Linked DNA regions of Mus musculus: region 1 is linked to region 2. Evidence: chromatin loops called from intact Hi-C (ENCODE). Cell type or tissue: heart. All regions are shown on one strand. Links, peaks and the distances in the headings refer to the core of each region. The heading gives the core; the rest is flanking DNA. Region 1 overlaps Crim1 (cysteine rich transmembrane BMP regulator 1 (chordin like)). Region 2 overlaps Crim1 (cysteine rich transmembrane BMP regulator 1 (chordin like)).

Region 1 (5,380 bases), core at 189-5,188, 120 kb before region 2:
ATGAAACTTTGTTTTTATGTCGTGTGGCTCTGTTCTCTGGAGCCAAGCTGGTTTTAACAGGGAAACAGACACCATCTATTCTTATGGGGTTTGTTGTTGTTTGTTTGCTTGCTTTGCTTTGCTTTATTTTGTTTTTCTTTTTGGATATTGAGGACCTCAGAGCATTGGCTTTTAACTAAATTTATTATTTCAGTTCTGTCTGAGGAAATGATATTGTTTCTTTCTAACACATTTTTAGTTTTTTTAATACTTTCAAGTTTTTCCCTCTGCAGGGTCAGGGGCCAAGACTAGATTTTATTTCTGATGGTTTTCTTTCTCTTGGTCTCTTGACCCCAGTACAAGCTAAGCTTGGTGGCCTCCTCAGGATTCTTGGTTCTTGTTGCCATTTATAATGTTTGTCACTAAACAAAAATCAACTAGTATTTTGAAAACAGCATTGCACTGTGTGCTCTCATAGACCATTCACCCCCAAAAATTGTTTTTAATGTGTATATGAGGTAGAAGTAGGGGGTGCTCACAGAAAACACCCACAGAAAAAAATGTGTTAACATGATGCATTTATGTCTCCTGTGAAGCACTCCTCAGAAGGCTGTCCTGTTTCGCTGGCCTGATAGAGATGCTTCCAGCTGCAGTAAGAAGGCTGCTGTCCTGTCACATAAGTACAGAGACGGCAGAGACGCTGGTCTTTTCCCTTGCAGGTTTCCTCCTGGGCAAGTCCCGTAGGGAGGGCCTGGTGTCTCCTAGTTTTCTCAGGAATCACCTACAGCAAGGGACTTTGCGTGACCAGGAAGCCCCAGCAGAAAGGGCTCCTGCTGGCTTTCCTGACAGTGAGTAGGAGGGCCATACAGTGTTTATACAGATCTGCCTCCCCTCCCCAGAGAAGTCGATTCATTATACTGGCCAAAGAGAACATTGTGTGTTTAATCACTAGAACAAGTTTGAACCACCTCTTGCATTGCTTCTCAAAAATAAGGAATAGGCTTCAAATTGCTTCACTTTAAATATTAATGCACAGTGGGTTCACTGTGCAATTAAAGAATTCTTCCAAGTAAATGTTAAAAAGAAATTAAAAGGCGATGGAGGCATTTTACCTGTTATTCGTTAGTGGGTTGCAGGATGGCTTCATGGGTAAGGATGCTCACTGCTAAGCTTGGTGGTCTGCATTTAATCCTTGGAACCTGTGTGATGGAAGGATAGAAGGGACTCCTGCAAGTTGTCTCCATACACACATGCACATCCAATGCAAAAATGTAGAAAATTCTTATTATCACCACTACTATTGATATTAGTATTATGGCACCACATATTAAAGAGAAGGATAAATTCAGAAGTTAGAATATGAAGAGATCCTCTGTTTGTAATAGAGGTGGCCCTTTGCATAACCTACCTGTCTGATCCTAAAGTACGAGGGATGCAGCTAAAACCTCATGTCTTTGGATTTTTGTGTAAATTATACCGACGTCCTACATGGCATTAAATATCAGTGCCCTCAAAATATTCCCTAATGTAATATTGACTATAATGGGAACAATAACATTGTGACGATTGGCTCACAGGTCATAGAAGTAGCTGTACATAACTGTTGGTTATTCAGGAACTCCATGTAGCAGAGCTAAACTTACAAGGCTCTTCTAACAACTCATGAGTCTGTTGTTCTATTGACAAGAGGATAGACACGGGCTGTGTGTTGTACACCTGATGAGGTTTACCACACCTGGGGGACCCTTCGTGGCCTCTTCAGACCGCTGCAAAAACATATTCATCGATGATTCAACACATATATTTAATTATCTCCCTTCTCCTGCCCCCCGCCCAAAGGATAAGCTCAACATATGTGTCTTTTAGAGACTCAAGCAAGCGGCTTTTGGGGAAACCTTGCCCTCTCAACTTTAGGGCTTTAGTATTTGCAGGTTTCTAATTGTTAAGTCAGATTCTTCATTAAAAGGATTAAATATAGATTCTACTTTTCTTAAGTGAGTTAGTGCCAGGTTATGCTTATGATTGCATTGCTTTATCTCATAGACACTGTCTTAAATTTTAATTTTAAATGATTCCAATTAATATTGCCTATCAACTTTGGAACTGCTAGGTCTTCTTGTGGCCAAGTGAAAAAAAAAACATATTATCCTCACCTTCCAGATGGCACAAGGATCTCATTACTGTCAGGGTCCCCAATGGTTTCTCCTTTGGCTGCTTAAATGCCATTTACAAGTACTTACTCTGCTTACGAAAGACAGTAAGGCCTTTATGAAATTTAAAATCTGAATCACTGCCTCATTTTTTTTAATAAAGGCAATCATGAATTGATAATACAGTGTGCTGTTCTCTAAAAAAAACCCTTTTTTATAAAGAACTCGAAAATAAAACATCACACAGCAACATCAACTAGATTGCAGGTCTGTATAATGAACATCCACATAAGAGTATTCTGCTTTTTCATTTGGGGAAAATAAATGCCTACACACACACACACACACACACACACACACACACACACACATATATGGAGGTGTGTGTGTGGTGTGTGAGTGTGTCTTTAAATGACTTTAACCCCCATTTCATGATAGGAGAAAGAAAACAGAGTCAAAGTAAAATATTTGAAACAGTAGACTTTTAGCTTAGGTTAAGTCAACATTTTAAAACTATATACTATAGGTATAGATTTTTAGAAGAATTATTGTTCAAAACATGTTTGAGTTCATTGCCAATTTGATGGCCTGATAAGCGGCACAGGAAAAACAGAAAGGGCTCCGAGAAGGCGGAAACCAGTGTCAAGTATCTGGGAAATAAAAGCAGGAAGCTCCAGGAACTTGGCCTCAGACCAGTTAGAGAGAACAGTCGCTTGAAAACCACTCACGTTACCTGCATTCTGGCTGGGAGACATCATACAGTGACCTACCCTTCTGGGAGTTGTGGGTTCTCCTGCTCTTCAAGGAGATAGGAGGAAGTCCTGATTAAAGATGTTGTATCCCTTGCTAAGAGAAGCGTGGTAGGTAGGTAAAGAGGGAAGTTTTCTTCCACTGCACTGGGAATGACCACAGGAAGGACTTAGTGTCATGTGAACTTTCATTTTAACATTCGAGCAGTGCTTCCCAGGCACGTTCCATAGGCAAGGACTCTTTTGAGGTCCTGTGCCATTCAATGATTCTTCCCTTTCTTTTGTTCGGTCTTAACCTCTTTAAGAACATACACAACTACATTTTCCAGTCCTCTCTTATGTCCTAAGATGTGCTCAATTCTACCAACTCCCTGCCCATCCTTGTCTAACCCTCGTGTTAAAGCAACACTGGGCGTAGCAGAGAAGGTTTTTGCTTCACATGTAATATGTCTTATTTTAAAATGAACACACTGTGCGTTTTAAGAATACATCAGTTATTGTTGCTAAAAGACGAAATGCATCCTGGCCTCAAGCTAGGGAAGGGGTGCTCTTTCAGAACCAGCTTTCAACTTTCTGTTTGTACCTCCAGGAAGTGCTAACCAGATGCTGATCTAATGCCTGGCTTCAGCAGGTTTAGGGTTTTTTTTTCTCCCCTGAGTGGCTCTGGGCAGCCCCTCCTGTGTGTGTGGTTTCTAACTTGGCTGGAGATGACCTCTCAGGTTTTCCCAGGGTTCAGCGTGGGCTCTGTCACACGTTGCTGCTGAGTGGCTGCCTGGCCCAGCTGTGTCCAGCTGAACCCTAGCCCTACACACACACGCACACACACACAAAAAAAAAAAAAAACATTTTCTTCTATAGAATCCCAGCCCTCTGAGTGGCCACAGGGACAGCTAGGTGACATGAGCACTTGCTGAGATTCCCCCAGAGGGAAGTGGGAGGTGGTTCTTCAGTGCCTGAGAACAGACCGGCTGCTCTGAGCTGGGTCATCTCCACCAACCAGAGGGTGTGGACCATCCCAGGTTTCCTGAGCCACTCGCCGTTCAAATGTGTGCCCCATTCGTTAGTGTCATTCTTATTCCCAGGCCATTATCTGGTACCGTGGACACTTCACCCAAGTCAGGTGAAGTGTCCACAGTCTTTTTACTAGAGAGAGGAGGGGAGTCTATGAGAGGAAGCTCAAGCATGATTTTATGAGCACAGTGGCTTTAATGTGAATCTGCCTTCTGTCAAAAGCTGATGGTTTCAAGTGTCCGTATGGCCTGTCAGGGTAGGGAAGGATTTTTTGGTAGACTTATTTTATGCTTTTCCAGGCTTGCAGTATTGCATGTTTATTAGTATCTTGGTTAAGAGGTCATCTGGGAGGAACAGTTCCTTAAATATAGGTTTTCTTTCTCCTTCTCCTCTCCTCTCCCCTCCCTCCTTCTTTCCTTCCCTCCTTCCTTTTGTTCCTACTTTTTTTTTTTTGGAATGAAAATGGAAAGATCTTTGTGAATGAAAGGGACAAAGTTGAATGCATACAACTCCACACAGATGTGCCCCCCTCAGCTCCCAGTAAGAAGCTAGTTTCTCCCACTTGCAGCTGAAAGTCACCAGGATCAACCTTCTGTGGAGCGTGAGGGTGACTTCGTTCGTCCTTTTCCAGGATTGATCATCCCATCGTGTTCTTTCCAGGCTTGTGTTCGCCTCAGAACCCCAGCCTCACGTTTCGCTTTTTTTTAATACACTTTCTTACCATCTAGGAAGATGTTCACCCAGGCAGTGACATACTCAGGACAGCCAGATGCAAATGGAATGGCGCTGAGCGTGGGAGCTGAGGGAGATAGACATTCATGAGCAACAAAAATCAATTGGACGGAGTTTTAATTAGTTGCAAAGCCCTTCTGTGACTCATAGACAGGCTGTTTACCTCTAGATCTGATGTCTCTGTTCCTTGTGAAATGTGCGACTTTCTCAAGAAAGTCATTTCAGGGTTCATTAACATTCAACCTTTGGTTTAAAAAAGTTTAGAAATGTCCTACTCATAAAATTTGACACATCCCCTAGTACTTATTGACTGCTGCCACGCATAGGGTAGTAGCCTGGGCACTCAGATAATCTCTTTGGGTATGGGGTTCCTCTTGTAATGGTGTATGGGCGCTAAGACAAGAAGAGCAGCCCACATAAGCTGCTCCTGCTGCTGGAGTCCTGGGCATTGTCTTTTCTATGGCACCTTCCTGCTTTTGATTTGTGACCCCTGTTGCTCAGTGTTTTTTGCATCAGGAGGAAGTGATGCAGTAAGTGGTGACTGCAGAGCTGGGGAGGGAAGAGATTAACACAAGATGAATTAATGTGTGTGTGGTTTTCAGGGGCTGGACTGTTCCTCTGAATCAAGGATGTATTCTTTGTTTCTGGCTGACGACTTCCTAGTTTTCCAGCGGGTAGGGGAACCTTTTATTCTTTTCTCTGTCGCTGGAAGTCTTTTTTTTTTTTAATTTTTTTAATTTCCCGAAAAGCAAGTACAGT
Region 2 (5,380 bases), core at 131-5,130:
TACATATATACTACTTCTTGCATGCACATATATCCATCAGAATCAAATGTAATAACCATTTGCATCACCATCGTTAAAAATTTGTGAATTTAATGTTACGTGGTTTTTAAGTCATAATGTTTAGGGCACTAGAATTTAAGATTCCGATGTGTTTCCTTAAAATTAAAAGCTTGTGCACATTATAAGGAACTTGCCTTGGAGCCAGAGTTAAGCTTACAACTCTAAAAACACCCTGGCTCCGTGTCTTGGTGACAGGATACAATCCACCTCAGTTGCCTCCTGTAAAGGAAATCCTTGCTTCTCAATGGTAGTGTGTAAAGGAAGTGAAGCCATGTGGAGATGTAAGCCCAGTGTGCATGAACCCTGGCTCAGTGGTCCACGGCTCCTACTGTACAGACTGACTGCGGTCTGAACAGTGTTCACCTAATGACAAACACAGCACATCTCTGTGATGACCATCTGCAGGATGGGCATCCCTGTCCAAGTTCGAGGATGGGACCCTGACGTTGGGTTTCAGAAGCTAGTGTCACGTGAGGAGTTCACGAGCTACTTGTGTGGTATTCACTGTGACCCTGTGTGGAGGGCACGCTGTCCTAGGGAAGCCCCATGCCTCCCTTCGCCTCCTTTCATGGTTGCCAGTCACAGCGGGGGGGGGGCCCCAGACTGTCACCATCACTGTGAGAACGAGTATTAAAATTGCTTAAGCGAAAAGAAGGGAACAAGAGGTGATGGAAAGGCAGCAGAAGCAGAATGGGCCCTGCGTATTGTTTAGAGGGTGCGCAGAGGAAAACATTCCGGTTGTCATCTACTGTACTAACTTTGGAACTGGTCTAAAGTTACCGCACCAAAAATAAACAGTGTTTGATTTCAGTTTGCTCGGGTCCTGCCCTGCACACTAGAAACATCTCCGTCTGCGTCTTCCATGCACAGTTTTTGTTTCTCCCTTTAGCATCCTTTTCAACATTGTGAACAGAGATTCTTATGTTTGCAGTTGACTCAGGGAGGACCGCTGGGACATAGCATCTGTCTGAACCCCTTGCCAAAGGATGGCTTCATATTAAAGAGGAAGGCTGAGGGCTGGAGGCTGGCACTGGGGTCTCAGAGCGCAGCAGCATCTGCCCTTTCCTGTTTATTTCTGTACAAGAGACCAAACCTGATTTTTCTACCTGCCAGTGATAAGGGGTGGGTGGAGACTTTTTCCCAGAAGGAGCCACTTGGTAAGGCCCCCTGGACGATGCTGGCAGAGAATGGCTCACAGTATGAAACATCTCCTGTAAGGGTAGAGAGTAGGACATCCTGCTAGTTAGATTTTTCTAACAAGATGCAATACTCTGACATCCTAAAGAAAGCTGTATGTCTTTTTCTTCCTTTTTGGAGCTACTTTGATCTTGCATCGTTTCTGCCTGCCATTTAGAATATGTTTATTCATTTCCAAAATTACTTTGTTGTATAATCTCCATGCGCACTCAGACATACACACACACACACACACACACACCTTACTGTGAAATAGTAGGCATAGCTATAAAACAACACTTCATTTAAAGTTAAAATGAACAACTTCTTTGAACTTAATCATTGAAGTGCCCAACCAACACACAGTAGATAATAGAACAAGAATTACATTCTCTGAGAAATCGTGTCCTCTTTGCATGCAATAGGGATCACCCAAAAGTCACTGCCAACCAGCTGGTCAGACTTCTGCTCGTGGAACTCGGGAACATGTATAATTCTTCTGTTGATTTGAAGCAACCATTTTATTGCACTATGCTGAAGAAACTGGAAGTCTCTTTTGATCTTTATAATAGAGTTAGACTTCACATCCGGAGAAATAGATGAACTGAAATAGAACTGGGTTTTGAAGAAAGGACTTTGATGGCCACTGGCTTATGGCAGCCATACTACATGATAATGTCTGTCTCTTTTTTTATATGAAAATCATTAAGATTGGCTGGTTTTCCTCATTGAAATTGATCAGGACTTGCATGCACACAAGTCCACTTGAGCTCCCTCTTCACGCTCTTGGAGTCTGCTCTGTCCCTTTAGCCAGAGTGCTCAGAGCCTGCACCTACTGACCTGTTGGTTGTTTACTTAAATTCTAGCTTCTTAAAGTTTCTTTTTAAGTCTTTCCTTTACATTTAAAAAAGGGGGGGGGATAATTACGTTAGTTTCTCAAGTGGGCTGCTCACATTGTATGTGTGACAAACATGACACTCCAAACATGACACTCATTTGCCCAACTGAAGTTGATAAAGAAAAATTATAGTACAGGCCAGGGATATTTAGTGTCTTTATCAGAAAGTGTGCCTTACTCCTTTCTGGGTTAGGAAGAGGAATTGTAATGCATTATGGGAAGTGTACACTGATATTGCCTGTACCCATGTAAAGAGCCAGTTGTGGCAGCATACATCTGTAACCCTAGCAGTGAAAGAGGAGAGACACAGACAGACCCTCGAGCTTGCTAGCCAGCAAGTCTGGCAGTTCTATGTTCAGTAAGAGAAACCACAGCAAAATATAAGTTGGGGACACACATGCACACAGTGCACACACACACACATGTGCATACACAGACAAATGCTAAGCTACATACACACACTTCAAATTTCAAGCTTAGTCCCCACCCTGAAGTGAGCCAGTCCTTTGGCACACCCACTAAATGTAAGCCTCCATGTTGCTCTGAACGCATGTCCCAGAGGAAATAGGCCCTGTTGGCGAATGAAGCCAAGAGTTAAGAACAATACTGTGAGTGTGTGTGCCAGCATTTCAATACCTATGGAAGGAAAAGTGGTCCCAGAGTAGTACTGTGCTGAACTGATATAAACGGGGATTTCTTAAAGCCACAACACCTTTTAGCTTCCTGGCTACCAGGATCCCAGAGTAAATTACTTTCCTGGACTCTGTAGTGTAGCAGGAGATTTAAAAGAACTGATGCAATTTCTAAAGCCGCCTGGCTTCCTCTCAGGAAGTGACTCCCACACCATGACCACCACAACAGAATTAGAACCCAAAGTGTCCGTCCGAGAAGGTTGCCTCTGAGGCAGAAACCGAAACTGGAACGCAGGTGACAGTGGGTTTGGGGTTCTGTATCCTTCCGTGGAGGAAACAGGAAGCAGCCCGGAGACACTTCCTCTGCAGAGGCTCATATGTACAGCACTCCTCGGAGTCAGCGGGCCTCTGGGTCCATATGAGTGACTCCTGGGACTGTAGGTTGAATCCAGAAAGAGGCAAAAGGCACTGTGGCTGCCAAAGCCATTGGCGAACTTTATTTTGTAATTAGAACAGCTCAAGTAGTAAAAGCCGGCTCCAAGGGTCACAGCTTGTTAAGCTTTTATTCTTATCTTGAAAAGACAGGAGATGGTCAAGTTTAGACAGTTGAATTCAGCCTAGCTGGCATAAACATGGAAGGCTTGAACAGTTGTCACCTTTTTTATAACCAGAATCCAGGACAGACAGAGGGGAAACCACACTGAGTGCTGCTCCAGAAAGGGCACTGGATATTTGTTACGTGCTCCTGGGCTGTACAAGATACTGTTGCTTGAATTTGCATACAGAGGGGAGAGAGAGAGAGAGAGAGAGAGAGAGAGAGAGAGAGAGAGATTCTGTGACTTAAACAGCCTCTGTCATGTAACCATTGTGGCAAACCTATCCCCACCATAAGATAGCCCACCATGTTCACCATATTGACAGTGTCCAAAAAACAAAACAATTACCTGAAAGAGGCCATTTCAGATTGAATCTGATAAGGTCAGACAAGGGGCCCCTGATGAGGAAGTAAAATGCCATAGCTTATCAAATCAAGGTATAACCATTGAAATAGTGACTGTCTCGCCTGAATATTTAAAGCATTGGCCCCTGATGCCATTGCCAGTGGAAAAGCCCAGAGCTGTCTGATGCTAAGGCAGTGTCTTCCGGATCGTGCTCATGGGATGTTTAATCCCTAGTGTATTGGTTTTAAAAGGAAATGTTTTTTTTTGTATCGGTGCTGTCCCTGATGTTTTCCTTGGAACGTTCTCCTGTCGTCATTCTGTTGGTAGGCAAGAAGGCATGTGTGGGTTGGAGAACCATGCCCGCGCTGGTTCCTGTCCCACCCCGACTTCCTGTCCTCAGCTTAGATGAGTGACTTGACTTCCACGGGCCTCGATTTTCTGTAGGATTGAAACAATCACTGTGTCCACTGAGCTGTGGAGATCAAATGGAACTGACTGACTCATGTGAAATACTCATCTTGGTGCCTGGCACATAGCAGTCATCCAGTAAGTGGAAGTTACAAATAATCCAAGCAAGGTATTGAATAGCCGAAGCACATGATGTCATTGTGTGCATAAGCAGAGCAATGCGGTGGCATTTGGGAAGAAACAGATAGCGTGTACACCCAGTAGTTACATTGAAACTCGGTCCCTAGGTCTGCATTCCTCACCAGGCTAGGTGCTTTGAGTGGCTTTTTCGTAATCTCACTTAGGCTAAGTACAAGAAAACTTCAGTGACTCGTAATTCATTACAAACACCTTCAAGTTGCATAGACTCGCCCCTGTTTTTCCATTCTGAAGGTTTCTTAAACCTGTGGTCCATCTAGCAACCAACATCTGCTCTATACTGTGTCAGCCTCTACCGAAGTCACTAACTTCTCAAGAGAAACCGAGTAAAAAGCAAAAATATTTCTAGGAAGACTCATTAACCAAAATCTATCTTACTATTTCCTGGGCCAGATGGCACCTGCCCTGGTAAATTGGGACTGTCTTGAAAGCAAGAGTCACATCTGCTTGCTTCACATGAAAATTCACTATTAGCACAGTATGGCTTGGTTCTTAATACCCTATTTAGAGAAACATATTTCGTTGCAATGAAAGGTTTTGGTACTTTGGTTCAGGTAGACTTCTCAAGCAAGACCAGGAATGGTGTCTTTGACATGGGGCTCAACTAAGAGTCTTGAGTCAGGCTCTCTGCACACCCTGCCATACACTAATTCTGACCCACCTCAAGTCCAGCACCAGCTTAGCTTTTGCTGGGCACTGAGTGTATGGGGTGGCCTCAGAGTTTCTGAAGGAAGCCAGTGCACATCGGAGCCAACACAAGAAGTGTCTGCCTGCCGGCTGGCATCTGCTATGCCCTAAACATCTTCACACACAGTTTTTCAAATCTGATCTCAAATCTGAATGAAGTCATTTGCAGATGAACTGAAGCTGAACGTGACTTGCTTTTAGGGTCTTCAGGGATGAGTAGAGTTTCAGGGGAACCATGATAAACAACTGGTCTGGTAGCAGTCAGCTCACATGTGTGGGCAGTTCCCCAGGGGCTGCACATTCCTTAGCGGGTCAGAAACTCTGACTCTGTCTCTGAGGGACTGCGAGCCCGGGTCTCTCCGTGGGTTGCTAGCATAATG

The links. Peaks named below come from ENCODE experiments on the same cell type or tissue, not always from the same donor. Only the 100,000 strongest peaks of a DNase experiment are listed, where the experiment ranks them.
Region 1: a loop joins it to region 2, with 4 times the contacts of the local background. A loop is called at or near these places in 4 of 42 quality-filtered maps.

What each region holds. Positions count from the first base shown.
Region 1 is chr17:78,242,090-78,247,469 of GRCm38, forward strand. The region is part of intron 2 of Crim1 (cysteine rich transmembrane BMP regulator 1 (chordin like)); the gene reads left to right. Among named protein-coding and RNA genes, the nearest start is that of Gm41620, 37 kb to the right of the region's middle. In heart, for the core only: no CTCF peak of the experiment used is centred there; DNase peaks (open chromatin) are centred at 2,842 and 5,132.
Region 2 is chr17:78,359,487-78,364,866 of GRCm38, forward strand. All of the region lies in intron 13 of Crim1 (cysteine rich transmembrane BMP regulator 1 (chordin like)), which reads left to right. Among named protein-coding and RNA genes, the nearest start is that of Gm52306, 27 kb to the left of the region's middle. In heart, for the core only: no CTCF peak of the experiment used is centred there; a DNase peak (open chromatin) is centred at 3,065; H3K27ac peaks cover 349 bases.